Linked DNA regions of Homo sapiens: all the other regions are linked to region 3. The links are chromatin loops, found by intact Hi-C in ENCODE. Cell type or tissue: psoas muscle. All regions are shown on one strand. Links, peaks and the distances in the headings refer to the core of each region. The heading gives the core; the rest is flanking DNA. Region 1 overlaps TLN2 (talin 2). Region 2 overlaps TLN2 (talin 2). Region 3 overlaps TLN2 (talin 2).

Region 1 (10,658 bases), core at 908-8,907, 190 kb before region 3:
GCACACTGATGTGATTCTAAGGGCCGTGTGCACCACAGCCCCACTGCTAGCCCCATGTGTCTGCAGACTGCCCCATGTGTCTAGGGCGTGGTGTGAGGGGCTAGTTGTGGCAGTCTCGCCAGGTCAGGGTTGGGTGGGCAAGTAAGGGCTGCTGAGGAGAATCTGGATTCTTAAGAGGGGTTGGCTGGGCTGGGCACAGTGGCTCACACTTGTAATCCCAGCACTTTGGGAGGCCGAGGCGGGTGAATCACAAGGTCAGGAGATCTAGACCATCCTGGCTAACATGGGTGAAACCCCGTCTCTACTAAAAATACAAAAAATTAGCTAGGCATGGTGGTGCGTGCCTGTAGTCCCAGTTACTCAGGAGGCGGAGGCAGGAGGAACGCTTAAACCCAGAGGCGGAGGTTGCAGTGAGCCGAGATTGTGCCATTGCGATCCAGCCTGGGCGACAGAGTGAGACTCCGTCTCAAAAAAAGAAAAGAGGAATTGGCTCCACAACCCTGATTACCTGGCCAGGGATAGACCAGAACTGTGGTGAGGGAGCCTTTGCTGCTGTCCTCAAGTAGCTTTTGGGCCTTGCAGAGGTCCATGGGCTTCACGAATGCTTTCTGCCTTTGACTCTGTTTTCTCTTTTGATGGTACATATCAAGCCGCTAGAGTGCCCCAAGTCTTGTTTTGTGTCAAACACCCTCCAAGGCAGACGACCTGCAGTTTTAGATCGTATATTTATGTGACCTGATGCCTGCTTTGGGGTCTCCAGAGTCAAAAGGGGTGTGTGTGTGTGTACGTGTTGATATTCTTGGGCAAAGGGTGATTGTAACTGCAGAGACCATGCATCCTCCAGCCCCGAGGCTTTCCTGTCGCCTGTGGAGACAAGCTTCATTGCCTGTGGGGTTCTGGTCCTGGATCATTTCTTAGAGCTGAGCATGGGGTGATGCCAAGGCCCTTGGGACGCACCAAGGGTGAAAGAACAGTGGGGTTGTGAGGGTGCTTCTGCAGGGAGCCCTGAGGCCTAGACAGACAGGAGCCAGGAGGGCTTGCGAAAAGTCCGTCCTAGCTGCAAACCTGCTCCTCCCTCCGCCCTGGCTTTCCTTGCATTTCATTTGTATCCTGCTGATTTGATTTCCTTTTGCATTGTGTAAGGTTCTTAGTAGATACCTATTCCGTGAAGTTAGAGATGAATTAGACACAAGAGAGAGAAAGACCTGGCTAAACTGGAAATGAGAAGGACGTCGACAGTTTAAAAACACATTATGGTAAAAATAAACATAACACGAAATTTACTACTTTAACCATTTGTAAGTGTATAGTTGAGTGGCATGAAGTACATTCACATTGCTGGGCAGCATCACCACCATCCATCTCCAGAACTCTTTCATCTTGTAAAACTGAAACTGCCCATTACTGCTTATCCTCCTTCCCTCCAGCCCTTGGCAACCACCAGTCTACTTTGTCTTTGTGATTTTTGACTACTCTAGGTACCTCAATCAGTGGAATCATACCGCATTTGTTTTCTAAGTTCACATTTTTCTGTGTCGATACTTTAAGTCCAATAAGTTAAGAGGAGAAGGGACTTAACTTGCCTCTCCTTTGGAGACAGTCCTCCTGCTCCCTTCTGCCTGTCCTTGTTGCCCAGAGTGGCGGGGCCAGTGTACTGCTTTACCTAATCCTCTGTGTAGAATGGACTGGCAGCTGGGGGCTCTCGAAGTTTGCTTCCAGCTGTTCTTGGGATTTAGTGTTTTCCCTGGAATGAAGATGAAGCAGGGTTGCCAGATAAAATGCAGGCTGCCCAGGTGAATTAAATCTCAGATAAACAGTCTATCATTTATAGTATAAGTATCTTCCAAAGACTGCATGGGAAATACTTATACTGCAGAATTATCTGTGGTTTACCTGAAATTCAAGTTTAACTAGATTTGCTGCATTTTTGCTGCTAAATTTGGGTGATCCAGTGGTGAACACACAATAAAGCAGCTCATTGGTAAAAGGGCATGCGGTTGGCTAGAAAGATTTTGGGAGATGGGCAGATTTGATGGTGCAGAGAGAGAGGCCATTTGGCATTGTCAACCTATTTTTTTTTTTTTTTTGGTAGAATATTAACTTGGATCCTAAAAGTAGGATTGGAAAGTAGCTGCATAGACTCCTGTCATTTGTTCTTCAGAGAAACAAGCAGCTAGTACTGGCTAATGAGAATATGATCTGCACATGGCAGGTGCCAAAAGTGTGCTCTAATACAAGGCCCTTTCTTCCTTTGCAGGTGCTGGGCTACCTGACTGCTAGCAGGGACTGAGGGAGGGCATTTCTTGAAGAGTTACCCAGATCCAGCTGCTTATCTGCCCCTGGCCATGGTTTATGTTGTTGACTGATTGCACCAGCTGCTGAGAGGTGGTTTTATGTAGTGTGAGTAATTGAAACTTGGTTCTAAGTTTCCCTCTTGTCCCTTCCTGTTTAATGCAGTCAGCTGTCCTCGAATTTATTTTTTGGTGGTACTTTGAATCAGCCCCCTGTGTGAGAATTCAACAAAAACGCAACTGATACAAAGCATCTGCACTGAGTAAGTCCGGGCAGCATTGAATCCCTCTCTCTGTGTTTTCTGTGTGGCTGTTTTTCACTTACCTTCTCCCCTTTGGGTCTAGGTTCCTGTGGCTGGTTTGCTTTCTCCTCAGTGTTTTGGAGGACATAAAATGATAGTTCTCAGGGTTTGCAAACAGTGTGAGCCCTTCCTGCAGCTGCCGGTGGGTAGGTGGATAAAATCAGTTTTGCTGCTATTGTCCACGGGCCAGGCCCACCCCCAGGTGCCAGTGGCTGACCCCTGGCCACCTGTGCGGGAGTGTGAGTGGCTGCCTGCTGCAAGGGCCCCTGTGGCTCAGAGGAGACGGGCACACGCTATGCTCCCTTCAGAGCAGTGGTAGACATGCTTTATTTTGGGGTTTTGAAGCCCTAGCATTTAGTGGCTCATTTTGGCCTTTTTCTTCCCCTAAGGGATTCTGTGATGTTTAATGACTCAACTCTGATTGTACTCCGGATGTTTCTTTTCCACTGATGTCAGTTTATAGAGCAGTCCTCCAGCAAATGTTTGTGTGGGCAGGAGGCAGAAAGGGAAGGAAGAGGTGAGGGGGCACTTCGGGACCCCAAGAATAGGCTTCAACTGCTGCCCCACACACCAGGGAGGCCAGGCCCTGACATTTTAATGCCCAGTGCTTTTGCTTCCAGACCCATTGGAGGGGTCTGGTTGGGGCTTGGATGAATGGGACCTGAGAGCCGTCTCCTGCAGGGCTGCTGGTTCTCTGTGAGAACTTTGGGATGCCAGGTGGGGCACCGTCATGGGGTATGGGATTATTTGTAGGTCTGGTCATTAGGGGTGGGATGTCTGGCAGATGCCTTAGAGCAAGTGTATCAAGAAGTGGGGTACAGCACAGGACCCTGTGCCCCATCCTTCCGTGAGTCCCCTTCTGGCTTGTCTCCATAGGACTTCAGCTTAACACAGGGAGTGAGGGAGAGGGCAAGAGCATGGGCAAGAGGGAGGGTTTAGTTTTGAGCAGATAGATCCAGCTCCTAGTTTGCCTTAGACCCTGGAACACTGGCTTCTTTCATTCGGCCCTTTAGAGGAGTGGCCCAGAGTAGCCTAGCAGGGACTGAACTCTTTCGGATGGCTTCCAGAGCATTGTTCCCAAGACCCTCCCTTCTGCTGACCCTGTGACATCGGGGCAGGTGGGGAGAGAAGAGGTAGACACTATCATTCCCCCAGTCCCAGGTCCCTCCACACAGCTTATTCCTCACTTTTCCTCCCCCCGGGGGGCTGACAGAATCAAACTTGTGAAATACTGAACACTGGGGTTTTGTGGTGGGCAGTTATGTCTGTTACTAAGCACAAGGAATTTGAGCAAAGGAGGGAGAAAAATAAATAACTATTTTTAAAGGGAACCATTGTATTCAATGGACTCCTCCTTTTTGAGGGTCTGTCGTGGGCAAAAGATTGTGGTGCCTCCTGAGAGTGATACAGAGGCAGTGAGTCCCCGACTCTTCCTGCAGGAGTGTGTAGGTCAGCAATATTGCAGTTTCCAGGTGAGGAGAGAGGTGCTCGATGGAGGGGACGTGATGGGGAACTCAGGAAGGGGTTCCTGGAGGTGCACTTCAGCCGCGCCTTCAGCAATCTGCAGAATGTCAAAAAGCCAGTGGGAGAGGGTGTTCGGGATGGGAGAGACTGAATAAACCAAGACAAAAAGATGGTACAGCGCAGTAGGAGTCAGATAGCACAGGGGTTGGTTAAAGACTGGGGCACCGCAATGTATGGGGAGCAATGTTTTTGTTTGTTTTTTTAACCACTGGCCTAGTGTCGGTTGTGAGCTGTCTGTTGACTTTTAGAAAGAGTAACCTACACCTCGTTCCTACTCATCGACTTCTGCGGTTACCACTATGCCAGAGTGCCATTCTGGAAGGCCTCCAGCAACCCTTTGGTGGCCAAATCTCACAGTTTGTTCCCAGGTGCCCTGCTCGGGGCTGCCTGTCACGGGTCACTGCTTATCATCCTCTAACACCCTCTCTCCCTTTTGCCTCTGGGACTCCATATGCCTTGATGGGCCCTTTTCCAGTCCCCTTCTGCTATCTCTCTTGACTCTGACACACATCTCCATTCCCCAGCGTCCTGTCCTCCGAGCCAGTACCCCTTCTCTACCGCCGCCACCTGTTCCCTGTGCCTGAGCTTTACATCTTGGCCAGGTGCAGGGCGTCTGGCTGACACTTTGCTTTTGCAGACCAGTGCAGCCAGCCCTGCTCCTGGGGGTTACGAGTCTGCAGTTGCGAACCCCAGAAACCCAAAGAACTGAAATTCAGTCCACAGACATCTATTAACCTGCTGGGTGACAGAGTAAGACTCTTAAAAAAAAAAAAAAAAGAACCTTACTGGATCAAGCCCCCAAGGGGACAAGTGACAAGTAACAGCCCTGATCGTCCGGGGAGTACCTGCTGCTTCTCCAGCCTTCCTTTTCCAAGGGCCTCTTCACTGGAAAGCTCTGAGTCAGATCTAAATATCCAAGAAGGCCAGACTTCTTTTTGTCCTTTTCTGTAATCTGAAGCTTCTCATCTCTCTCAGCCTCCTACTTCCTAGCAATTTGACAAAAGGTGAAAAGCGTTTCATCGGCTCTTCAGAGCTGCAGCAGTAGCAGCTGCAGCCTCAGCCGCACGGAAGGTGGAGGTGCTCTTGAGTGAGTCCTCCCCACCGTTTAAAATGCAGGGCTGGACCTGAGGGATTTATGTGTTCCCTGGGTGTGCGTCTTGTGCAGGCGACTTTGAATTTGACACCTCTGTCACATAGCCAGTGCCTGAAAACCCTGAAATGATTCTTGGTATTCAGAATTCACATTGGGTAGACTTAGGTAGTATTTATAGCATTCCCAAGACAAGTTATTGCCAAAGGAGGTAGTGACACTTATCAGGGCCTGTGTAGGAGACACAGAGCTGAGTAGACTCTTTCTCTGGCTAATTTTAGATTCCCAGTGTTGAGGTTGGGAATGAGGGCTTGTCACATAGTTAGTATGTTTTCAGAGGCTCTGATCTCCCTGAGACTACAAGTACAAAGGCTGTGTGGCCATTTCTGTTTCCTGGGGTTTACTCTTCCATCCGTTGTCTCACTGCACAGGTTCTCCCTGGCTCTGTCTCATTCTGCTTGCCCCATGGCAGAAAAGGGGGGCGGTTCAGGGCTCCTTGACATTCTGGCATTAGGCCACCAAGCTGTGGGATGGGGGAATTCAGGGTGGGGGAGAATTTGACAGTAGGGCATCGTGCCTCACAAGCTACTTTTTACAACCTGTGAATGCTTGACACACTGTTTAGTTTGCCTGTGGCCCTGTCTACCCTTGGTCAAGGGGAATCTCCCTGGGGAAGGTATTAGCTCAGGTTGCTATTGGAAAATGCTGTGGACTGGATGGCTTAAACAATAGAAATTTTTTCACGGTTCTGGAGGCTGGAAGTCTGAGATCAGGGTGCTAGCATGATTGGGTTCTGGTGTGGGCCTTCTTCCTGGTTTACAGGCAGCTGCCTTCTGGCTGCATCTTCACATGACAGAGCGAGAGAGGGAGAGCGTGCGAGCGTGCATGCACAGGCAGGCTCTCTGGCATCTCCTCTTAACAGGGCACTAACCTCATCATGAAGGCTCCACTGTCGTGACCTCATCTAAACCTAATTATCTCCCTAAGGCACCAGCACCATCCCCCTTGGGTTTAGGGCTTCAGCATAAGAGTTTGGAGGGACATGATTGAGTTCATAGCAGGGGTTCTTGGAGGTTTTTGAGCTGCAGATTCTTTAAAGCAGAGGCTGGTGACTGCAGAGGAATTGGGCCCCGTCTTCCTTGGGGGTCAGACCTCCAGTGGCAGAAGTGCCTTTTCCAGTGACCCAGGGAGAGTTCTTACTGGGAGAGAGGGACAGCGTTCTGGTGGCGAGGCAGGGAGCTGGCTGGTTTGTGTCGGGGTTTTCCACATGTCTAGATGATAAAGCCACGGCCAGCAGAGGGACTTGACAAAGGGGAGGAGTGCAAGAGGGTGCACAGGCAAAAATGCTGCACCTGCGTGGGAGCTGGTTGGCAGGCGAGGGAGTCTTGGGGGCTGGATGGAGCATGAAGTCCCATTTTGCCCAGTTCATTGCTTGGCTTCAGGTCCCCTCTGCTGTGTCACCTCCTGCTGTGAGCACCTAGAATGGATTCCTACGGGTTTTCCTTTGTGTTGCTTGTCGTGACTTATTTACCTTGTATAATTAGCCATGTTTTGGAAGTTTGGGATGGTTTGGAAGCAACTGTGCCAGAAAACTGGAAAAAAATGTTTTTCAGTTGACAACGACATGATGGTCAGGTCTGGTCAATGGTCCCTCATCCACAGTTGTTGGGCCTTGGCGTCCCTTTCCTGGGATTCTGAAGTTTTTGTATGAGTCAACGGTAGAGCCTTTATTGCTGGTGGCTCTCAGCGCCACCTCTGCAGTGGTGTGGGCATCTCGTTGGTGGGAGTGAGGGCTTATGTAGCGATGACCAGTGGGGACAAGGCTTACTCTTGTGCCCAGGCCTTTTTTCCAGTGTCTCTCCATGCTAAGGGTCAGGCGGGGTCACTCCTCCACCCCTGCTGCCCGCCGCCTCTCCCTGATTCCTTGAGATGGGTGTTAGAAATAGTACATTTGGAATCTCTTTCACATTGGCGACTTGGCTCCTTGTGCCTTTCCAATTTCTCATTCTGAGCTGGGCTTAATGAGAGATGGCACATTGATTACTTGTTAATAAAGAGATGTTGCTGGTTGGTCATGGTTTTTCTTTGCCATTCCTGGAGTGTCTCACAAACCTCTAGGAGGGAGAGAGATTCCTCTTGAAGATACTTGATTAAGAAGTATCTTCTTGAGGGGGCAGCCTGGGGAACATGGCAAAACCTCGTCTCTACAGAAAAAAAAAAAAAATTTAGCTGGGTGTCATGGTGCGCACCTATAGTCCCGGCTGCTTTGGAGGCTGAGGTGGGAGGGTCACCTGAGTCCAGGAGGTCAAGGCTACAGTGAGCCATGGTGGCACTGCTGCACTCCAACCTGGGCAACATAACGAGACTCTGTCTCAAAAAGAAAAAATAAAAAACTCAAGGATGATGCAGGGCTTGAGTGCGACTCTCCTTGCATGTCCCTGCTTACTTAATCAGCATTTCTTCCTTTTTGCATCCCTCTCCTACCTCTGCCCTCCTCTCTGGTGGCTAGAAGACCTAAGGAGGGGAGGCTATTAGTGGCTAAACCTCTATTTAGGGGTCTGCTGGTTTATATGGCACTAGCTCTATGTGGAAAGCAGTAGACTCTATTTTTTTTTTCTTTTTTTGGAGACAGAGTCTCACTCTGTCGCCAGGCTGGAGTATAGTGGCGCAATCTTGGCTCACTGCAACCTCCACCTCCTGGGTTCAAGTTATTCTCCTGCCTCAGCCTCCTGAGTAGCTGGGACTACAGGTTCCTGCCACCAAGCCTGGCTAATTTTTTGTATTTTTAGTAGAGACAGGGTTTCACCATGTTGGCCAGGGTGGTCTCGATCTCTTGACCTCGTGATCCACCTACCTTGGCCTCCCAAAGTGCTGGGATTACAGGTGTGAGCCACCACGCTCGGCCTTTTTTTTTTTTTTTTTTTTAAGTAAAATGGAGATCAGTTTGCTGCTCTTTCTACCTCACAGGGCAGACATGTGAATAGGATGACAAAATAAGAATGCACTTTATTTTAAAAGGGGCTGTGTCTTATAAATCAGTAACGATACCTGTATACTATTCCTCAAGCCCTGAATGTCCTAGTAAGTAAAAAATTTATGATAGAGGAAAATTTACTGGAGTTTGAATAGGAAAGTGTGTGCATGCCTGTGTGTATGAGTGTGTGAATGAACATGTGCAGGTGTGCTAGGCAAGTCAAGTCTGAACTTCTATTTTTCAGGTTGACAACATCCAACCAACACTTGTTTGGGCCCTTTAGTGCAAAAGAATATGCAAGCCCTTTTGCTTGCTAACTTTGAGTTGAGTCTTAGTAGGTGTCCTGGGGCAGGCTTTAGTTGTTTTTCTTTCCTCCTGCTGAATGTGATCCTGTTCCAGGGGCTTGTTCTTTGGGTCACAGTTGGCCTGGGGCCACTTAGTGTCTGAGGTCCTAAGCTTTGGGGTGAGCCAAAGCTTAGCCAAAGCGATTGCTTTGTTACTCATGTAGTTTTTTCCCCCTACCTCAGAGAGGATTTTCCCCTTGAATGATCAATTTTCGTGAAATAATTTAAAAGGAAGAAATTACTAGAAAGAGGCAGCGGGTGACCCACGATTGTTACTCCCCCTCTCTGATGTGATCCAGGACCTCAGCTCTGTAGGCTCTGAGCAGAGTTGCGGCTTCAGATGTCTGCCGAGGTGCTGCATCAGCCTCAGGCAGTGACAGTCCTACCACCTGTTTCCATTTAAAGCCACTAATATTTATCAGGACCTATGCTTTCTAGGACTGCAAAGGTGGAAGAAGATTGCAGCAGCCAGCCATGTGTCCTAGCAGGTTTCAGCTTCGGGGTGCATTTGATGTGTTCACACCTCACCTGAATAAGTAGCCACATGGTTTTTTTTTTTTTTTTTCCCTTGAGATGGAGTTTTGCTCTTGTTGCCCAGGCTGGAGTGCAATGGCATGATCTCAGCTCACCGCAACCTCCGCCTCCAGGTTCAAGCAATTCTCCTGCCTCAGCCTCCCTAGTAGCTGGGATTACAGGCATGTGCCACCACGCCTGGCTACTTTGTATTTTTAGTAGAGACGGGGTTTCTCCATGTTGGTCAGGCTGGTCTCAAACTCCCAACCTCAGGTGATCCACCCGCCTCGGCCTCCCAAAGTGCTGGGATTACAGGTGTGAGCCACCGTGCCCGGCACTAGCCACGTGGTCTTGTACGAAGAGGCAGGTGTTGTGTGCCACTCATCCAAGGGAAGCTCTATGTCAGGTGCCAGTCCTCATGATGGACAGGAATCTTTAGCTGGCTTTATTAAGAAAAATAAGAATTCCATGTTTATTTCAGATAATGTTTTCTCTCTTTGCAATGAAGTTTTGTTGAAATAGAGCATAGAGAAATGAACACAAATCATAACTGGACGAGTTGATGAATTTTCACAAACTGAACTCACCTGTGTAACCTGCATCCAGCTCAGGAAATAACCTGATCAGTATTTCAGAAGCCCCCTGATACCCCTGCTGGTGCACCGCCTTCCCACAGTCATAATCTCGACTTAGTTTTGCTTGTGTGTGTGTGTGTTTATTTTATTTTATTTTATTTTTAAGACAGAGTCTCGCTCTGTTGCCCAGCAGGCTGGAGTACAGTGGCGCAATCTCAGCTCACTGCAACCTCTGCCTCCCAGATTCCAGTGATTCTCCTGCCTCAGACTCCCAAGTAGCAGGGACTACAGGCACACGCTACCATGCCCGGCTAATTTTTGTATTTTTTAGTAGAGACGGGGTTTCACCATATTGGCCAGGCTGGTCTCGAACTTCCTCGTGATCCGCCTGCGTCGGCCTCCCAAAATGCTGGAATTACAGGCGTGAGCCACCGCGTCTGGCCAGTTTTGCCTGTTTTTGAACTTAATGTAAATGGACCTGCCCAGTGTGTCCTCTTGTTTCTGGTTTTGTTCAGCATGATGTTTGTGAGATTTGCCTCCATCTTCGTGTGAGTTGTGGGTCTGTCATTCTCATCATAATATGGTACTCATTCATTTTGTTCATATTACGTACCTGTTCTTCTGTACGTAGGTATGTAGGCAGTTTCCAGACTCTGGCTGTGATGTATAGAGCAATACGAATAATGTTATTTATGTCTTCAACACGGATGGGTTTATACCTAGACGTAGTATTTAGATGTGTTTGCTTTGCTTTTCCTAGTGCATTCATTTATTGAGTAAATAGTTACTGAGCATCACTGCGGGCCAGGCTCTGGCTCAGGCCCTAGGGGTGAGAGCAGAAATAAGACAAGCAAGGTGTGTTAGAGGGAGAGGAGCAGTTGTTTTGGATGGTCTCTAAAGAGTCGACATTTCAGCGAGGGCTTGAAGGATGAGAGCAAGGCCAACAGGTAAGAGGCGCCTACTCCATGCGAGGGGAAGAGCATGCACAGGAGCACTCACAGAAATTGCTGGTGGCTCAAGAGTGGCCTGGTGAGCGCAGAGTGAC
Region 2 (10,658 bases), core at 1,447-9,446, 180 kb before region 3:
ACAGAGTGAGACTCTGTCTCAAAAAAAAAATTAGTGTGAAAAAAAGCATGCACATATTGAATAATTGCAAAATTTGCATGACATGAATTTAAGCTAGAACACAGAACTTCATAAAGGAAGGAAACCTCAGACTTGCTGTGAATGGCTTCCCTAGTGTCAGGTGGCCCACCCCTTTAGTCCTTTGTGGAGTTTTGGCCAGATAATTTTATAATCCCTGCGGGGCCAGATCTCCAAAGTTCCTTCTGCATCTAAAATTTCTGGTTGGAGCAGAAAAGACACATCCTTGGCATAGTCTTGGGTAAGTTCACACACTTATCACCAGGCAGAGCCTTAGAAAGAATAAACAACAATAATAAAGGTTGTCTAGCTTTTAATAATCCAGACCCTTAAGTTTTCCTTCCATCCTTTTGGTGTAAATTGGAAAGCTGTTGCGAAGGCTTAAATAAATTTAATTTATTAAATAAATTTTTAAATTTAATTTATTAAATAAATTTCCAAAATAAATTTTGGAGCAGGCCTCATTTTGGTGTGGGACCCTCAGAGCTTAAGCATTGCCACCTAAGAGTTGACCTAAACTAGGAAATGAGCCAGAGGGTATAGCATGCTGATTTAAACTTCTTTGAAATGCCTGCAACAGAATGATGACAAGGGTGTTGGCTGTGGGGTCCATGTGAAAGTTAAATTACTGACATCCCCTGCACAGCTGGGATTTACTAAGCTGGGGAAAGTTAAGATGTTAAGACACTCCAGCCAGTCAGTTTTCATTTCTGAAATTATTTAATGTTACAAAGGAGTTGTCGGCTGGGTGTGGTGGCTGATGCCTGTAATCCCAGCACTTTGGGAGGCCAAGGCAGGCGGATCACAGGGTCAGGAGATTGAGACCATCCTGGCCAACAAGGTGAAACCCTGTCTGTACTAAAAATACAAAAAATTAGCCGGGTGTGGTGGCGGGCGCCTGTAGTCCCAGCTACTTTGGAGGCTGAGGCAGGAGAATGGCGTGAACCCGGGAGGCGGAGCTTGCAGTGAGCTGAGATTGCACCACTGCACTCCAGCCTGGGCGACAGAGCTAGACTCTGTCTCAAAAAAAAAATAAAAATAAAAAAAATACAAAAATAAAAAAAAAAATACAAAGGAGTTGTCTTTTGATGTTGATGTTCATGACAATTCTTTAGAAATGAATGTCAAAGGCTTCAGACAGGGATGCTCATTTCCATGCTGTTTTCTTGAGAGAGATAAGGCCAGGGCCTGGCAGGTGAGCAGAAGAACACCTACGAATACAGCAATTGCCCAGAAAACGGCTGCTGTAACCATTTGTCAACAATTTACCCTATGTGAGATGACTTTTCTATATGATGTAATAAAGATAATTTACAATGTTTTCGTGAAGGCAGGAGTAGGTGGTAGAGGGGGTTTTTCTTTGTCTTTTCTTGGCGTGTAATTGAAACAGAGCTTGGACTAAATGAGAAACATTTGTGTTGGAAAAAAGATTCCAGAAGCTTCTTGACTAGAGTCAAAAATTGCTTCCTTGTTTTATTGTGAGCATGTAAGCAGACTTCTCATCTAAGACAAGTGTTAAGAACATTGCCATTTCTGTCTGTTCATGAGCAGATGCATTTTCTGACCTAGGGAACTGTCTACATTGTAGACCAGATAGCACACACAGTGAATCAGAAGACAAAGTGTGTGAGTTGATCTGTCTCAAAAGAAATACATGGCTTTTGTGTGGATTTATAAATTCAGTCCCTTTCACAATGCTGCTTACCCAAAAGCTGTTCTTTATAAAGAAAAGTGTGCCCGTGCATTTTGAAGTCCCAAGCTTTTTTAAATTGGCCCCAGAGGAATGCTGGAGTTTGCAGAGGAAGACTAGTTGTTCTGCCATTGGGAAATAGGGCCTGAATGGATGGAGCAATGTGACTGAATACTTTGTGTTGGTGGAGTGTGCAAAGAAAAACTCTCCTCTTGTTCAGGCTGCTTGTGTGCTTGGCTTGATTCTGGAGTTGGCACTCTTGAGAGCCACCCACAAGCACCCTTAAAGCACTAACACACAGGCAATTCCTAAGTGGATGCCTAATGAAGGAAATATTTTAATCCCTTTGCTCTTACTGGCTCTCTTCTAGCTAAAGTCTGGTAGTTTAAAAAAGCAAAAGCCAAATTAAGAATACAGAACCCACTCCTCAATATGTCACCTTCTTCAAAAGTAAAACATCCCGGTGGATTTTGCCATCTTTCCTGAGCTCAAAATGGGCATGGCTCTTGCGTGTGGGTGTGTGTTTGTGTGGGGGTGTGTGTGTGAGAGAGAGAGCGAGAGAGAGAGCGCATGCACATGTAAGTCCAGCATTCTTCGTGATTGACTCAAAACAATAGCTTTATAGGGAAACCATTGCTAAGAGCTCAGGAAAAGTAAAGGCCTGCCAATTCCAGAAGGACAAAGGGTTTCAGCAACTAACATGGGAACAAAATGATCTCATGCCCCTTTCCCACTGAGACTGCACATAAGTGGGATCCTTCCCAAATTCTGAGGGCTCACTTATAGACACAGTCAGTGTTTCCAACCTATGGGACCCATTCGGGAGGATGGCCAAACCAGGAAACAGATTCCAGAGGTAGCTCTTTGATGTTTAACCCAGACAGTCAACCGACCCGGGCTCCTCAGCCAAGGAGGGGCTGAAACTCTTCAGTGAGGAAAACGAGACCCTGGCTTATGCTCAGGCATTAGTCACTACATCCAATGGCGAGTTCCCTTAAGTCAAAGGCCTGGGCCAGGGCTGACAGTGGACCTTTGATAACAGCTCTGCATCTCTGGGGTGCTAGGCTGCCAAACTTGAATTCCTAGTGATTCACACTAGCTGGCCCTTCACAGGCCTCAGAGAGCACGGGCAGGAAGAGGCCACAGGCTCCAGGCCTCCTGATGCCCCTGCCCCCAGCAGCCCTAAGAGTGGCCTGGAGCAGGTGCTGGGCAGGTGAGAATGGTATGCAGTTCTCAAGTGGCAGGTGAGATCCGCATGCAGGAGCTCTGGGACAGCCCCCAGCCACTGCCTTTGTTACCCACCGAGCCAGTGCAGGCACTGTGCTGGGAGAGAAAGGTGGGGGCATCTTTGAAGGTCTAAAAGTTTGGTGACACTTCCCTGCAGACAATAGTAGTTGTACTTTCAGTATCCTTGGAGAGAGAACATATCAAGACAAAAAGGCTATCGAGGCAATTCATATTTCATTAGTCATAGTAGGCCTTATGTACATTTTAAACGTAGCAAAATATAATTCTGGGACATTGCTAATTTGTTCTATAGACAATACTTGACATATATATGAAGAAGCTCTTGAATATCTGACACAACATGATAAAACTCCTCTGTTTTGCTCCAAACTGGGGTTAGGGTGGGGGTAAAAACAAACACAAGGCTGGGCATGTGTGGCTTACACCTGTAATCCCAGCACTTTGGGAGGCTGAAGCAGGAGGATGGCTTGAGCCCAGAAGTTCCAGAAGAGCCTGAGCAACATGGTGAAACTCTGCCTCTACAAAAAATTAGCTGGGCATGATGGCGTGTGCCTGTAGTCCCAGCTACTCGGGGGACTGAGAGGTGGGAGGATCACTTGAGCCCAGGAGGTCGAGGTCGAGGCTGCAGTGAGCCGAGATCATGCTGCTGCACTCCAGCCTGGGCAACAGAACGTGATCCTTCCTCAAAACAAAACACAAAATTGTTGCCATACTTAGGGGCAGTGCTGTTTGTAAGAAGCTTTAGGTCATATATGAAGATAAGAGTATGTTTTTGAAATAAGCTATAACCTGCGTCACCTCCTGAGTTTGGGTGTGCTCCAGTGTGCTACCCCAGCCGCACCCTGTATGTGCCTTTCCTGCATCTTTGCATGGCCCTTACAGGGAAGTCCCCTCCACTGGCCCCTTCATACTGCTCTAGGATTTTCTGTTCCCTTGTCTCTGTCAAACAAGAGTTCCCTGAGGGCAAGAACTACCCTTTTCTGCTGACACCCCAGCCCCTTATCTGGGGCCTGGCACCCAAGAGTCATGCTATGGAGGATCTGGAGGTAACTGAGATGAAAGATAAGAGTTGGTTTGGGGAAGGGTGAGGTTGGCCCTTTCACATTCGGGTTTGAAAACTCAGGACTGTAATAAAGACACAAGACAAATTCAGTAGTCTTCCCAAAGGCTGCAGGCAGGTGCACAGCCCAGCCTCCCTCATCAGTCAGTCAGATGGCAGCAGGAGGATGGGGGGCAGAGGCAGAGGGATTCCTTCTTTCTTGCGCCTTTCTGCCCAGCTCGCAGTGGTGCATTTCCTGCCTCCTTTCTTCCTTCTCCCCTGCGCTTGACATTCTCCACTGCATTCAGAATAAAGTTCCAATATCTTACCTTGGGATAGGAGGCCCGTCAGACTTAGATGCTCACCTGATTTCCCCTGATTCAGCTCCTGTTCCCACCTTTCCCATGCACCCACCCCCATGAGTCAGTCCCAAGGACTGATGTCTGGGAATCTCCTCACCCCACCACCTCCTGCATTGTATTCACCCACTTTGGGGTCTGTGTGCAAGTCATTTTTTCCAGGACCCCTCCCCACACCACCTATCTGATAGATCTCTTTCTTCCCCCAAACCCAGATCACATGCTCCCAGCCTTCGAGATGACTCCTTATATCTTCCTCATCTTTGTCCCATGGGGAGAACCCTCATGCCAGAGGGCTCCTTCTGTGTGCCTTTCACCCACGCTAGTGTGAGTTCCTGATAGGCAGGGATGCGGCTCCCTTCGCCTCTGGACCCTAGACAGCATCTGGCACGAAGCTTAGCAAACAGTGAGGACTCAAGTAGGCACTTCTCCCGTGCTTCAGCCCTGCACTGAGTATGGGGTGTGGGCCATCCAAAACTGGGTTCAAATGTTGCTTGATGTCATGGTGTCAATTTTTGGCTATTGTAACTAAAACATAAAAATGACAGCTTTGTTTACTAGTGAGATTTACCAAAAAAAAGTTTTTTTGGATGACATACTCTTGTTCAAATGATTAGGAAAGGAGTGTGCCTTCCTTATTTGGTCAAAATAGTAGTGGTGAGTGTGGGAAGGGTTAGGAATTGAGACACACTGATCATGCCCCTATAGCCTTTACCTATTTCTCCGACCGACGGATGACTTGAGCATTCGTTGAATGAGCAGAATTCCCCTGAGGAAGGTAAACTGACTGTGAGTGAGGTGCTTGGAGGAGGAGAGGCAAGGAAGCCAGGCCTCTGTGTGCAGCTGAGGAAGGGGGTGGCCCAGGGTTCCTCCTAAGTCTGTGGCCATGTCTGGTTCTTTGCTCCTTTCTTAGCTGTCAAAGGTGCCTTAATGAGACTGTTCCTGGTCACAGAATGTGCCACAGGAAATAGGCCTGCAGGGTGTGTAAGAGGAAAGACCAGTGGGTTTGCAGAAACCTGACACTGGCTTTTCCCAGACTGGGAGGCAGCCTCAGAGGTCAGCGTGGCATTAGCCCAGAGCACAGGACTGTCCCAGGGCGTAGACTTTTAAAAATGAAAGTGTATTTATAGATGGTGGCCCTGGGGACAGAACTTTCAACTGTTCCTTGTCAGGCCCCACCCCTTCACAGCACTGGGCTCACTTCAGTTTTATTGGTGTGTCTTAAAATGGGATTGGGAATAACACTGAGAATAATGCTTGGAGGTCCCTGTCACTAACACAAAACTGTCTTTTTTTTTTTTTAAGTGCTCGATTTCCATATACATACAGAAGAGTATGCAAAATGTAGGTGTAATTTAAAGAGTAACATGAACATCTGCGGAGCCAACAACCAGGTTACAAATACCTTAGAAGTCCTTCCCATCTCAACTTTTAACTGATCTTTGCTTTTCGTAGTTGCACTACCTATGTATGTGTTCCTAAACAATGTATGCTTTTGCTTATTATTCTTATTTTGAAAAATTGAGTACGGAGCACAAACCTGTGTTTGTAAGGGAAGGTTCCTACTGAAAACTATTAAGTGAAGAATCCTAGCAGAAGCAGAGGGCTTCAATAGTTGTGTGAGCTCAAAGGTCATACTTCTCTTTCATCAGTGCTACAAGAAGCCGGTTTCCTCACTGGATCCTGCTCTTCCTGTGCATCCCTTTGTAATTAGGGTTGCCATTCACAACTGCATTTACAAAGGAGTTGTACAGGGCCGGGCATGGTGGCTCACGCCTGTAATCCCAGCACTTTGGGAGGCCGAGGCAGGTGGATCACCTGAGGTCAGGAGTTCGAGACCAGCCTGGCCAAAGTGGTGAAAGCCTGTTTTTACTAAAAATACAAAAATTAGCCAGGTGTGGTGGCATGCATCTGTAACCCCAGCTACTTGGGAGGCTGAGGCAGAAAAATCGCTTGAACCCCGGAGGCGGAAGTTGCAGTGAGCCCAGACATGTGCCTTTGAGCTCCAACCTGGGTAACGAGCGAAAGTCTGTACTAAAAACAAAACAAAACAGAACAAACAAAGGAATTGTACAGCATTCAGAGAGACTTATAAAAGAGGATTCCTTTTAACATGTTAATTTAGCAGGGGTCCTAAACCTGAGGTTCAGAAAAGAAATTTCAGAGGGCTCATGAATCCTTGAAACTGAAGGCATAATTGTCTCTATGTTCTCCTTTTTGAGTGAAAGCATCTATCATTCTCAGAGGAATTTGTCATCCCTTCTCCACCCCTTTTTCACTCAGTAAGAATAAGGGATAATATGGGCCAGTCTTGGTGGCACATGCCTATAATCCCAGTGCTTTGGGAGGCTGAGGTGAGAGGATTGCTTGAGCCTGGGGGTTTGAGACCAACATAGTCAGACCCTGTCTCTACAAAAAATAAAATAATAAAATAATTAGCCAGGTGTGGCAGTGCATGCCTGTAGTCCTAGCTACTCGGGAGGCTGAGATGGGAGGATCACTTGAGCCAGGAGTTTGAGGCCGCAGTGAGCTATGATTGCACCATTGTCCTCCAGCCAGGACGGGAGAGTGAGACCCTGTCTCAAAAAAGAATAAGGAATAATGTGGAGGTTATGGTAGTGTTTTGTTTTTTAAATGGACCCTGAGGCTGTTGACGATTCCTTGAAATATGTTTGGTTTGCTTGTGTCTGAGTCGTCATTGGCTTCTCACGTTTGAGAGTGAAAGGAAAATGAGCTGTAGGTTAGACTCCGGGCTGTCCCAGGTGGAATCCTTGACGATGCTGTGGGTGGCCTTGCAGCCTTTGACTGTTCTCTGAAATCTGCATCTCACTCTCTTGACCCAGAGTAACTAGAATGCTAATGGAAAAAAAAAAAGTGGGACTGGTTGCTGCAGTTTCAAAACAAATGACCTCACTGCCTGAGTTCTACGCTATGCAAAAGAAACCCTAATTTTTGCCTTATAAATAATAATGGACCTTTGGGGAAATAGAGCCAAATACCCATTTAGTGAGGGTGGGGTATTTGGCTCTGTCTCCCTGAAGAATCGTTTAACGATTTGTCATTGCTGAAGCTTACTCCCTAGAAACAGAATGCAACCACTGTGACACCAACTTAGTAATTATTTCCTAAGAGATATGGTAATTTAAATTTATAATGACTTTCATTTCTTCAAGTTAAGAAAATAAACTTTGTATAAGCCGACTTAATGGGGACATTAATTTTCAGTTCTGTTCCAAAAGTGTAACAGAATTTTGGAATTTTCTAGCTGAAGGACACCTGAGTTTTATCACGCTCCTCGTTTTATAGATGAGTTGACTGAAGATCTGCAAAGTTAGGTGTGATCTGCTCGAGGTTGCATTGATGTGTCAGGGCTAACCGAAGCTAGAATGCAGGGGAAAGAGGCAACTATTTGGATGATTATATTTGAATTAATAACCCACCAACCTTTAAAATGCATGATTTTTTGTGGTCTCCAAGCATTTCCTGGGATGGTTCTGGTCTTGGGTGGGTAAACCTGATGTATGGAACAAGAGCTTTTCTTCTTGTTCTTATTCTTTATATCTCATAAATTCAGATTTTTGAAAAAAGTTTTTCAGTTTCCCTCTACAATTTTTAGATTTTCTTCCCCTGCTCAAATGTGAACAGTTCTTTCTTGAACTTTGTTTTTGACGAAAACCAGGAGTTTCAGTTTGGCTGGTGCAAGTCATTTGGGATTAAGGAGAGAGAACTGGGGGCATGGTTAAGATCTGGAACTGCAGGCTGCTTTGTCTCTTCAGTTAGGAGTCAGACAGAGTAAGAATAACATTTGTTTAGAAACAGAGTTTTATTAGAGTGGTAATTTACAGGTAAAATGTAAGCTTTATAGACTTGATTCTGCAATTCTATTCCTGGCCTTGCTGTTCCTCGCTGCTGATTTAGGGCAAGGCCTATCTTCTGAGTCTTGGCTTTTCTCATCTGTGAAAAGAGGGGCTTAGGCCTGAGTATTTCCAAGGACCCTTGGCAGCCATATGACTGGACTCCACGGTGGGATATTTGCAGAGAGGCTTCTCTGGAGCTGCTGCTTGTGGGCTGGCACCAAAACTGGAGGCAGAGGGTGCCAGCTGTGTTGCTGCACAGAGCCTCAGGAGCATGAACCCTGTGTGGCATTTTTCCCTCCTCCTGCTTTGTCACCTGAACCCCAGCAGTGTTGTTCAGTGCCGGGAGGATGTCGCTCACCCGCTGACACGGCTACCTGCACTGACACATGTCATTTGTGTCTTCTCTGCCAGTGCGCTGCTGCAGGGTGACATCTGGACTGGCCTCCTTGTCCCTCGGATGCTCGGCTGCCCAGAAGTTTCTGGATCAACTTGTTGAAGACCATGAGTAATCTTCATTTCTACTTCGCAAGCAGCTCTAGACCTGTGGCATCTCCAGCCAGGTCTGGCTGATGGACTCCTGCCCTCTGTGGCCAGCCTCTCTCACACCCAACTCCAAGAGCCTGGAAGATGGCAGCAGGGACTCCGTACAGGGCCCTTCTGTTGCCCCCAGCAGTCATAATGGTTTTGGGGCCTTCTGAATCTACCTTCTTGGAGCTACTTTGTTCCATCACCAGAGCCAAACCTACGAGTCCTGATTCTCTTCTTTGGCAGTTAGGGGAGTTTTGACCACTTTCCTCTCTTTCACTTTGCTCCAGCCACAATGGCCTGCCTTTACTGGCCTTCGAGAAAGCACCCGCTTTATGGTGGCAGATGCAGATGCCATTTCCTCTGTCCAACATCCTCTTGCCTGGCATGTACCTTCTCATCCATCATGTCTCATCCTAATGCCACCCCCTTTAGAGATGCTTATCTGACTACCTTGTTTCAATGTCTTCCTCCATCCCCAGGTATGCATCCTCTTTCTGTCTCTGATCCTTCCGTGTGTCTGTCTTTGCACTTAAAACAGGTTAGATCTCTTTAGTCGTTAGTAGACTGCCTATTCATCCATTCATTCAACAAATATTTCTTGAGTATTTACTATGTACCAGCAGCTGAGATAGGCACAGTCTATGCTGTCTAGAAACTTCCAATCCATGAAGAAAGACGAGATCAAGTAAAAGCCTAAGTAAACTGTCATGCTATTTGGGCAGAGTGCTTTGTTCTAATTACTCTAAAGCATCCTGGGCATCTTGTTAAAACACAGATCCTAACTCAGTAGGTCTGGGTGGGCCTGAGAGTCTGCATTTCTAACAAGATACAGGTGATGCTGCTGCCTTCTAGACCACACTTGGAGAAGTAAGGCTGTAAGCTTTTTGATGAAAATAAGACTTGTCCTGGAGTGTGACTCTTGCTGAACTGCCTGGGTGGATGTGGGTAAAGTTACTGGAGACCCTCAGGGTTTTGTCTGGCCTTGGAGTCTCTTCTAGCTGCAGGAGACTGAGTGGTCTGAGATGTGAGCCTGATTGAACAGTAGGGGAACCTGTTACCATCACCTGCATCTATGTGCTTGTCCTCCTTAAGGTTATCATAGGTTGTAGGTTTGTCCATTGAACCCTCCCTTAAATGTTGTGCTTTTCACATTCACTTGGTGGAATCCTATGGGCTCTCTCTGTAGGGTGTGTTCTGTATAAGTCAGCATTTCTGAAAATACTGCGGATGTTTGGTTTTTAAGAGCAGACTGTATCTGCTGGGCCCATGGGGCACTTGCAGTGAGATGTTGAGAATGGAGACCATACTGGAAGCTGGGGACTGGGGCAGAAACCTTCGAGCAGGTAGACTGAGGGCAGGTCAGATGCAGGGCACTGCTGTCAAAGGAGAGCCTGGGGTCCAAGCAGCAACTTGGCCCAAGGGTTGTGCTCCTGATACTGGCAGGTGGTGGGGGGGATGGAGGGGGGGGTGCAGCGGGGGCAGAGGGGAGCGGGGCGTTGCAGGCTCAACATTGTCCAGCTGCTGCAGTAGACCTTCTCAGAAACGTTGCTTTACTTTCATAAGCAGCTAAATTGATTCTCGCCCTAAATAGTTAACAGCTCTAACAGCATTCTCGGAGTACTTCCAGTGTCCTAGGCCTTGGGCTAAGTGTGTGGCACACGTTCTTGTAACTTAACCCTCCCTGCAGCCCAGGAGGCAGGTGCAGCCTCTGATTTACAGAGGACAGGACTGAAGGAACTCACCCAGTGGGTCACACAGCGAGAGTGTGCAGTCAGGATCCAGCCTGGACTATCAGACCTCATGTGGAGTTCCTTCTCTTGCTTTTAACCCCTGCATCATGACTAGAAGTGGGATTTTACAGCTAGTGGCGAGATGGGGTC
Region 3 (10,658 bases), core at 1,436-9,435:
TTCTCTCTCCATCTTTGCGTTCAATTCTATATTCCACCTCTCCACTGAATACCTCTCAAGGAAACTCACCTCCAAATCTTTGTCCCCAGCAGCCTTTCTTGACAGAGGTTTTCCTTCATGTCCTCCTGTTTCTGCTTCTCTCCTTCCTGTCTGCTTCCCAGCTCTCTGAGCCTCTCTCCTGTGCACCTTGCGGACCCCGCAGCCCCAGGCGTCTTGCTGTGCCCTGCAGGGCTCCCTCCTTTGATTCTGCTGCCCCTTTTGGTGCTTTCTCCTTGCTCCTCTGTGTGTCTTCTGCTTCCTTCTGAGCTCCAGTGTTAGGTCCTGCTGTTACATTTGGCTCTCGGGTCCATGTCATGGCTCTCTCTTGGCTTCAGTGGAATCTCTCTCTGCATGGTTAGGGGGACCATTCATTTGCCTTTCAGAAAGCTCAGTTTTTAGCCTGGGAAGGGCAGACTTCACGCAGCAACGCTTACAACACTTCGTTTTCCGAGGGAACAGACGATATTAACCATCCCATCCTCACCGTTGCATCCCATAAACAGCATCCATGACAGCATGGAGCTTTGTGGCTTTCCTCACTGACTCTTACCACCAGTCATGCTTATGGATTTTAGCAATTGTTGCCAGCCCCAGGAGACAGACTAGCCCACGGAATGATCTGCATCACAGCAAATTAGTCCATTTATCTCTAGAGTTTAAATTTTATTTCCCCCAATCGGGGAGTTGCTGGGTTAACTAGGCCTATAAAGAGAGGGGTGGAGGAAGCTTTTACATATGGCTTTAAAAGTCCTCAATATTGCAGTTGGGAATTGCCAGATATTTTGAACCCCTCTGCTGTGTCAGCAATCCAGCCACTGCCTAGGCCTTAGTTACTTAATTCAGTTTCAGGCAGATTCCCAGTGAACACTGCTGTTGTTTATTGAGAAGTGTATCCTGACCTTTCTCAACTAAGGAATAGTTTCACAATTTTCATGGCAAAATTCATTCAGAATGCAAGCAGGGGTCAGAATGACATTGCAGTTGGACGGCCTGAAAGGTTGCTTTGTGAGACCGTGTAAACCATGCCCGCATTCACCAAAGCATCTGTTGAAAAACATCTCCTGTATCCATGTGACCCAGCCACCTGTCGTTAGGACGCCAGCAATCAAGCATGCTGAGAAGCTGAGACCCTGGAGGCACTCGCTGCACTGCCTGGGCCTGGGCAGCCTGTTGTCCCCTCTGCCTTGTGGCCATCTTGTTGCCTCCTAGCACCTCCCTTCTTCCGTGGGAAGAAGCTGGAGTCCAGGTTTACTACCTGCAGGTTCTCTCATAAAACACAAGAAAGAGAGTGAGCTTGAAATACCTGTGGATTGATGTTACCTGGGCTGCTCTAAGATTCTATTAGCTACTAACTATAAAGGGCCTTGTTTTGCTTGCTAGGATGACACTCAGCTGGTTCTTCAGGCACAAAGAAAAAAGCGTTTGTGATACAGGTTTCTTTCTGTCTTGTGCCCAAGGAGTATATTTGATAGAGACTGGCTTGGGTTAAGTGAGTAGGGGACAGGTAAGTTTCTGGCCATGAAATAGAGCAGGCACTGGAAATACACCGTGAGCCACCAACTCAAAGGAAAAACACTGAGTTGTTGAACTTACATTTTTAAAAGAAAGCATTTATGAGCAAGTTCAAACTTAACCTAAACCTGTGTCTCGTCTCATCTCGTCTCATCTCTTTTCTTTTCTTTCTTTTTTTTTTTGAGACAGAGTCTTGCTCTGTTGCCCAGGCTGGAGTGCAGTGGCATGATCTCAGCTCACTGCAACCTCTGTCTCCCGGGTTCAAGCGATTCTCCTGTCTCAGCCTCCCGAGTAGCTGGGATTACAGGTGTATGCCACCATGCCAGGCTAATTTTCATATTTTTAATAGAGACCGTGTTTCACCATGTTGGACAGGCTGTCTCGAACTCCTGAGTTCAAGTGATCCGCCCCCCTCAGCCTCCCAAAGTGCTGGGATTACAGGCATGAGCCACTGCACCCAGCCACCTGTGTATTTTCTGAAACTATTGAACTGGAGAAGAAACAAAATATCTCCATAGTTTGTCTAAATCAAATCAGAATTGAGTTGCATTTTATTCCCTTTGAGACCCCAATCACGTGAAGCTTCTTGGTACCCTTTGGGTTTAAGATTGGCCTCTCTGGCCTCATGTTGATCTTTTCTTGGGATTCTATTTTATGCACTGTGCAGGGCTGATATCATTATAGCCACTTTATTTGTGAAGAAATTGAGGCAGAGTGGCCAAAGTGACTTTCTCAGATTGACACAGGCTCTTAGTGATGGAGCTGGGCCCAGAATCCAAGGGTGGTGGAGCTTTTGTGCCAAGAGGAGCACCTGAGAGGGCTTCCCTGATTCTTCTCTGTCCCCAGGTGCTGAGAGGACCCAGGGAACTGAGGCTGTCTTTAGGACCCAGTCATAGGTGCCCAAGGCTCTCTGCCTCTTGCCTTGAGGACATTAACCCTAGAAATTCCACTCCTAGGACCTTCTCTCAGAAACCCCAAGGAGGGGGACTACTCAGAGGGAGGTGTGGTGAACATCTGGAGCTCCCTCCTCCTAAGGGGTTCTACTTGTCACCCTGTAGTAATAACTCTTAGCCAATATGCTGTTGTTGTCCTCCTTTAAATTTTTCAAAATTGATTTGTAAAATTTGTTTTGTACCTAAAGTGTACTCTTTATTTGCTGTTTTATTCTCTTTCCATGTTTAAAGTTGATTTTAAAGTCCAGCACTTTTTTTGTTTTTTTTTCCCCAAGACAAATTATTATCGTGAACATCAGGGTTTGTCTCTTTGTGTTTTCCAGACATTCTAAGTGAGACTGTCCACATCATCTAGGAAAATGGTGGCCCTGTCCTTAAAGATTTGTGTGCGCCACTGCAACGTGGTGAAGACCATGCAGTTTGAACCATCTACAGCTGTGTACGATGCGTGTCGAGTCATTCGGGAACGGGTGCCTGAGGCACAAACTGGGCAAGGTAGGTCATGGGTTATTTACTGGCTTCTTAAAACGTGTTTGCATGTTTTTCACTTTTTTGCTAAAGAGACAGAGGCTCCAAGTGGTACACAAGCCTATTAGTGCATATGTTTCAAATGAAATACCTTCTTAGATCAGACACTACCTGCTTCCTCTGTGAGACTTGTGATTACAGTGACCATGCCCACTGCTGAGTCATCATTGTCACTGTGCCCAGCAACTTGACCCTCCCATGCATGAGGATTATGCTCTGCGGTTTACAGATCACATTCTCATGTATCATCTCATTGTCCCAAGAAAGTGCAAATGAAGCTGCCCTAACAGTATTGGCGGTATGTGTCCTAAACCCTGTTTCCCATGCATGAACGCTTTCCACTGCCATTGGAACCCAGGGCAGGTCTTATATTTCAAGTTTTTTGACAGGGACTTTATAAATTTTATCTCAAACCTTAAAAAAAAAGACATTTGTGATATATGTTTTGTTTGAAGTTTGGCTAAATCACTCATCCCCGTTAATCTGAGTTTAAACAAAAGCCACTTGTACCATTTTATTTTCCCCTTCCCTTTGTCTTCTCTCAATTTGTCTTTCTTTTATTTAGTATTTGACAGGCAGTTGAGAAATTGGATCCCTTCCAAATCAGTAAGTCTTTAGGTGAAAGTCGGATGAAACTTATCTTAAAAATGGAAAGAATAGGCCAAGCATGGTGGCTCACACCTGTAATCCAAGCACTTTGGGAGGCCAAGGCGGGAAGATCGCTTGAACCCAGGAGTTAGAGACCAGCCTAGGCAACAGGTTGAAACCCTGTCTCTAGTAAAGTCTGAAAAATTAGCTGAGTGTCGTGGTATGTGCCTGTAGTCTCAGGGCAGGAAAGTAGTTTCAACCCAGGAGTTTATGGCTGCAGCAAGCCATGATCCAGCCACTGCACTCCAGCCTGGGCGATGAAGCGAGACCCTGACTCAAAAAAAAAAAAAAAAAAAAAAAAAGGAAGAATAAAAATCAAACATCACAAGGGTAATTATAAATACAAAAATATCTTCTTGAAAAGATCTGCTTCTCATAAAATTGTTTTTGGTCTAAAACGTGATGATGATGATGACGATTTTTTTTTTTTTTTTTTTGAGATGGAATCTCACTCTTGTTGCCCAGGCTGGAGGGCAACGATGTGATCTTGGCTCACTGCAACCTCCACCTTCCGAGTTTAAGCGATTCTCCTGCCTCAGCCTCCCAAGTAGCTGGGATTACAGGTGCACACCACCATACCCAGCTAATTTTTTGTATTTTTAGTAGAGACGGGGTTTCACCATGTTGGCCAGGATGGTCTTGAACTCCTGACCTCTGGTGATCTGCCTGCCTCGGCCTCCTAAAGTGCTGGGATTACAGACGTGAGCCACCACGCCTGGACGATTATTATTTTTTGAGACAGGGTCTCGCTCTGTCACTGGAGGCTGGAGTGCAGTGGCCCCATCACACTTCACTGCAGCCTCAACCTTCCAGGCTCAAGTGATCCTCTCGCCTCAGCCTCCTGAATAGATGGGACTACAGGTGCACACGCCACCACACCCGGCTAATTTTTGTATTTTTTGTAGATACAAGGTCTTGCTATGTTGCCCAGGCTGGTCTCATACTCCTGTGCCCAACTGATCCACCCACCTCTCAAAGTGCTAGGATTACAGGCGTGAGCAACTGCGCCCCCTGGCTATTAAAACATTATTTATGCTATTAGTAGTGTTTCTAGATTACTCAGAAATAAGGTTTGCTACATCCCTAACTTTACTATTTGGTTGTCCAGTCATTTCTGGTGCCTTTACTTTTCTGTTCCCTTTTTCTGTTGTTTTTCTGTCGGATTTTTTTTTTGGTGGGGGTGGGGAGCTTGATTGCTATATAGTGCTGGTGAAGGTATAAACCTTTAAAGATTTTGAAGTTGCTTTTCTAAGAAACAGCAGGAGCTCTTACCCTCATCTGGGTCTCAGAAGAAAGAGAGAAATTTTGGGGTAGGAAATGGTACTGCTCCTCTCCTGCCACCCCACCCCCTTCGTACTTCCTATGTCAGATTAAGGGGTTCCTGCAGAGAACACCAAATTTAATTTTGCACCTTTTACATGATTTGTTGGTGGTCGGGGTCAGAGGCCTCATCTCACAAGGAACTCCTACCTCTCTTTTACACCGCTCAGTTGGGATGATGGAGGGGTCACTGGAGACGTAAAGGCTTCATTTGTCCCCCTTTGCCTGAGTGGCCTTGGGCATAGGTGGTCACTTCCTTAGTTTCTCCCCCGCTGTCTTGTCATTCTCCATGGGATGTTGGTCTGGTTTTTATAGCAAGGGATAGAGAACAAGCTCAAATTCAGTTAGAAAGAAATTTGGACTGCTTCTAAATTTTCCTACATTTTAGACACAACTACAGCCCACTGGTTTTAGGAAACACGGACCTTATTTGTGGGTGTTGCTTCTGCAACTCAACTCTTACTCCTCCAGATCTGCTCCAGCCCTGATGGCTGCTTGTGTTGTCAAAACGAAACATTGCTGTCTGGTGAAGGAGAACACCCACATCCTTGCTGAGTCAGCAGGCTCAGGGCCTGGAAGTCAGTGATGGCTTCATCACCACTTTGCCTTCTGTTTTTCTTCCCATTTATATTTCAGCTTCTGACTATGGACTCTTTCTTTCGGATGAAGACCCGAGGAAAGGGATTTGGCTGGAAGCGGGCAGAACACTGGATTACTACATGTTGCGGAATGGGGTATGCTGCCAATCCCAGTGCTGTTTCTTCATCCCTTTGTCCCTGGGCCTTCTTCCATAGACGCCAACACGGTTACGCTATTTTGATTCAAGGGCATCTTATTAATAGTTCGATGCATTGTACTTTGTAAGGGCTGTTCAGGTGGTGATAGAAAATGTCAGATATCCAAATTCTTGAGATTCCATAGAAGGATTGAAGCAGTTCGAGGTTAGTATTTTAAGTAGTTTCTACTTGTCGTTGTTGGATTTGGTAATTGTGAGATAAGATACAGCATCTTACTGTAAGTATGGAAGAGATATTCCTATGCCTGGAGATGGGAAGTAAGAACAAATGAGAGGGAAAAACGAAATGTAACCCTAATGGTAGTTAGAGACTGAATATTAGTGTTTTGTTTCTGAAAAAGAAACTTCAATTTGAGATGTGAGTTTAATAATGATCAGTAGTAGTAACAGCAACAACAAAAATGGTTGTGTTATGGAAATAGGGAGAAGTAATGAGTAAAAACATATTAAACATTTTGTTCAGCTTAACCTCCAAGATACCGGGTTTTGGTATGTAGGGTGAAGTGCACCCATCAGATTGATGGGTATTCCATAAAGTAAGAGTGAAATATGTGATGCCAATTAATTTGGATAAGAAATGAATAGTTTAGTTTTAGGAAGTTCATACTTCTAGTTTTAGGAAGTGTAGTAAACAAGTTACTTAAAAATATCCCCCAAACATGTTACCCCTGTTTGGTCTTGTCATTAATGTATTTTAACACACTCTTTTGAAAATCACGACTACTGTGATACTCCACTAATATGAAGAATGATGAGGATGCTATTTATGTCTTTCATTATTTCTAAGATATAAGGTAAAATGTATTTATAGTAAAAATTAAAAATATTTTTATATGCAAATAGTAAAGACATAGAGATAGTAAAAATTGCTTATGACAGGTTAAAAGATAATTGGAGACACACACTGATGTCTTTTTAACAGGCAAGTAGTCACCTCCCTCTGCTAATTCTCCTTAGAGCAGATCATTCTCAGCCTTGCAGGAGGTCATACTCTACTTTCATTTCACTGAGGATGGTTTTCAGTAATTGTAAGGCATAAGTATGACTTCTTTGGGTTCAATTTCACTATCAAATTTTTAAGAAATCTTTATGAAAGCAGTTATTTAGCACTGGAGAAAAAATTGAAGGTGACTCTAGGTGACAGATATAGAATGTTCAGTACACTATTTTTTCAACATTGTGCCGTGTTTGGAATTTTTCATAAGAAAATTATTGGGAAAATAATTGAAGATAGCCTAAGAGAATATAGATAGATTGTATATGGAAATAATGAAAGAAACCAGACTTCACAAGTTCTTTAATACAATTTTAATTACTGGTCAAAACAAACAAGAAATAACCTGTATAGCTTTCAAGCCAGTAGGGGTAGGAGGGAAGAAATGCAGGTATGTTGACCATTAAAATAGGAGAAGTGCAGGGCGGCTTATGGAAACAAAGTGAAAAGAACGTATGGAATAAGATAGGGTAAACACTTTTAAATATATTAGGCATCATACAGAATGTAAGTAAATGAAATGCAGCAATAACAGAGATTCTCACTGAATGGAATTTTTTTGTAAGTCCAGGTCTGTACTATCTCTAAAAGACGTAGTGGCAACAATCCCCTGAAAACTTTGAAAGGTTTTCAAAGATGTTTTAGAAGAAAGGGAAAATCAGAGTCTACTCTGATTTTTTTAAAATTCATTTTTTAAAGAAAAGTGTTCAAGTTTGTTATTTATTTTCCCCACACAGTGTGAAATTTGTATGTGGTTTGTGCTCTAGGATATTTTGGAATATAAAAAGAAACAGAGACCTCAGAAAATCCGGATGCTGGATGGATCTGTGAAGACAGTGATGGTGGATGATTCCAAGACTGTGGGGGAGCTCCTGGTCACTATTTGTAGCAGAATAGGTGAGCATTCATACACCTTCATTATGTCTTTTTGCTTAGTTTTTAATTACAGGCCTCTTCTTTTTTCCACCTGCATTTGATCTCTAGGCAACTTTGAATGTGTCTTAACACGCCGAGTTCTGCCTAATCCCCAGAGGGTGTGTCCATTCTCCCAACTTGCCAATCCATGAAACATTTGGACTTCTCACTAAGTCACAACGGAGGGCTTTCATTTCCCTCTCCAAAACAAGAAGATTTTCAAATGGAAAGTCATGTGTAATTCAGCCTTCTGCCCATTGCTGCCTTCTATTCTATATGAGCACTCTAGATGTTCACTATCTCCTTGAGTACTTACGATGACAGCCCACATGATTATTAGATAGTCTTTCTTCTTGTGGCTTCTGTTAGTCTCCCCAGAGAACAAGTCTGCCTCCTTTCTAATGAAGCCCTTCAAATATTTGAAGAAAATAGACTTACCTATCTTAGTTTTCTCTTCATGCAAAGGAAGCCTAGTTCCTTCAGACACTTCTTGTTTGACACTGTCTTGCCTTCTTCTGCATGACCTCCTCTGTGGCGGTGTTTCCCAAAAATTATTATAGATGAGAGAATTGAATGTGACATAAGTTCTACTATACGCGTGACTTCTTTGGGTACGATTTCACTACTACATTTTTAGGAAACCTTTATGAAAGGAATTACTTAGCACTGGAGATTCTGTATTGTAGTGACAATAACCCTGTGAAAATGTAGGAAGGTTTCAAAGACATTTTGGAAGAAAGAGGAAATCAGAGTCTGATTTTTAAAAATTCGTTTTTGAAAAAAAAGTGTTCAAGTTTGTTACCTGTTTTCCCCCACAGTGTGAATATGACTTAACTAGCTGAAGCTTCTTCATTTAATTTGATGTGGCCACCTCCCTGACCCTCATATTTGTAAGGCCGTTTCTGGTTCTTTGCCACCAGGAGCTCCTTGGAATATCACAGGCCTTAGGCTGGAAGAGGTTGACAGCAGTTTAATTATTTATAATTATAACCTAATTTCCAATGTTTAGGAATAACAAATTATGAAGAATACTCCTTAATCCAAGAAACTATTGAAGAAAAGAAAGAGGAAGGAACGGGCACACTCAAAAAAGACAGGACACTGTTACGAGATGAGAGGAAAATGGAGAAGTTGAAGGCCAAGCTGCACACAGATGATGACCGTAAGTGTTTGCAGAGGAAGCATGATACAGACACACAGGCTTTGCTAAGCCTCACTTCCCTCCCACCATCCATATGACCCAGGACAGGACTTTTGATTTTTGTTTTTAAAACTCTATTTTAAAAAAGTAGGCTGGGCTCAGTGGCTCACTTCTATAATCCCAGTATTTTGGGAGGCCAAGGCAGGTGTATTACCTGAGGTCAGGTTTGAGACCAGCCTGGCCAATATGGTGAAACCTCATCTCTACTAAAAACACACAAAAAATTAGCTGGGCTTGCTGGTGAATGCCTGTAGTCCCAGCTACTCAGGAGGCTCAGGCAGGAGAATCACTTGAACCTGGGAGGTGGAGGTTGCAGTGAGCTGAGGTCGCACCATTGCACTCCAGCCTGGGTGACAGAGTGAGACTCGGTCTCAAAAAATAAATAAATAAAAATTAAAAAAAAAAAAGTAATTGTAATACCATTTCACATCTAAAGAAATATCTTAATATCAGATATACAAATCATGTTCACATTTTCTTCATTATTGTCTAAAAATTTTTTTAATAGTGTGAACTGGGATCCAAATAAGGTTGAACAAGTTAATTAGTTAATTAATTTGTTTTACTAAGTGTCTTTCCATCTCTTTTTTTGACTAATACTAATGATGTATATTTATGGGATGCATTGTGATATATCTGTGTAGACACTGAAGAAGGATTCAGTCAAGCTAATTAACATATCCATCACCTCACCAATGTATCTTTTTTTCTGGTAAGATTGTTAAAAATCTATTATTAGCATTTTTGAAATATATAATACGTTATTATTAATTGTGGTCACCACTCAGTGTGATAGTGCATGTCTTTTTGCAGTTTTTGTGTATGTGAAGAAACCAGATTGTTAGCTGTACAGCATTTCATACAGTCTGGATTTTCTTCATTGCATACCTATGGTGTCATTTAACATGTTCCTCTGTCCCTTTTAATTCTTTAGATCTGGAGGCTTGAATAGATTTAAATGTTTGTGTTTATTATAATAAAGATGCTTTCTTCAGTGGTGATGTGCACTTCCATCAGGAAGTGTTTCTGGTTTTCTTTTTTGGGGGGATGTTTAACATCCATCAATGACCATTGCCTTAGACCCATTATTTCCTTAGGAGTTAAAAATAGTAATAGTTGGTTGCACGTGGTGGCTCGTGCCTGTAATTCTAGCACTTTGGGAGGCTGAGGCGGGTGGATCACTTGAGGTCAGGAGTTTGAGACCAGCCTGACCAACACGGTGAAACCCTATCTCTGCTTAAAAATACAAAAATTAGCTGGGTGTGGTGGCGCATGCCTGTAATCCCAACTATGCGGGAGACTGAGGCAGGAGAATCGCTTGAACCCGGGAGGTGGAGGTTGCAGTGAACTGAGATTGTGCCACTGCACTCCAGCCTGGGTGACAGAGCGTGACTCTGCCTCAAAAAAAAAAAAAAAAAAAAAAAAAAAAGTAACAGAATTCTGTTACTGGAAAGTCATTTTCTACAGCCACACAGTTAATATATGGAAAAGCCAGCACGTAACCCCATGTGTCCCTAAAGCCCATGCTGTTTGCACCTTGCTGCCTGACCCTCCACTGAAAGGGTCTTAATTTATTACCCAGTCCACCTAGACTTCCTGGCCTCTTTCCTCCTTTCATTGTATTTGTTCTTGTGGCTGTATCGGGATGACATCATTATTGCCATTGTGTTTATTGATCTTCTGTGAGGCTCTCATTTCCTCTCACCCTTTCTGTGTTTTTTTTTTCTTACTCCCTAATTTGATTTGCAGTTA

The links. Peaks named below come from ENCODE experiments on the same cell type or tissue, not always from the same donor. Only the 100,000 strongest peaks of a DNase experiment are listed, where the experiment ranks them.
Region 1: it touches region 3 in a loop (2.7-fold over the local background); 7 of 110 quality-filtered maps call a loop at or near these places.
Region 2: it touches region 3 in a loop (3-fold over the local background); 3 of 110 quality-filtered maps call a loop at or near these places.

The regions. Positions count from the first base shown.
Region 1 is chr15:62,451,188-62,461,845 of GRCh38, forward strand. All of the region lies in intron 1 of TLN2 (talin 2), which reads left to right. Among named protein-coding and RNA genes, the nearest start is that of TLN2, 66 kb to the left of the region's middle. RefSeq lists enhancers at 187-796, 797-1,406, 2,881-3,429. In psoas muscle, for the core only: no CTCF peak of the experiment used is centred there; DNase peaks (open chromatin) are centred at 4,474 and 5,234; H3K4me3 peaks cover 2,727 bases; H3K27ac peaks cover 6,322 bases.
Region 2 is chr15:62,467,665-62,478,322 of GRCh38, forward strand. The region is part of intron 1 of TLN2 (talin 2); the gene reads left to right. Among named protein-coding and RNA genes, the nearest start is that of TLN2, 82 kb to the left of the region's middle. In psoas muscle, for the core only: no CTCF peak of the experiment used is centred there; DNase peaks (open chromatin) are centred at 2,797 and 5,457; H3K27ac peaks cover 7,744 bases.
Region 3 is chr15:62,644,448-62,655,105 of GRCh38, forward strand. TLN2 (talin 2) reads left to right here. Exons shown (of 59, transcript NM_015059.3): 4 at 2,828-2,999; 5 at 5,637-5,734; 6 at 7,558-7,687; 7 at 8,715-8,867. The coding sequence starts at 2,864. MGC15885 (a long non-coding RNA gene) reads right to left here and starts at 734. Exons shown (of 3, transcript NR_026897.1): 1 at 70-734. In psoas muscle, for the core only: a CTCF peak has its summit at 4,665; DNase peaks (open chromatin) are centred at 3,204 and 5,564; H3K4me3 peaks cover 1,100 bases; H3K27ac peaks cover 3,119 bases.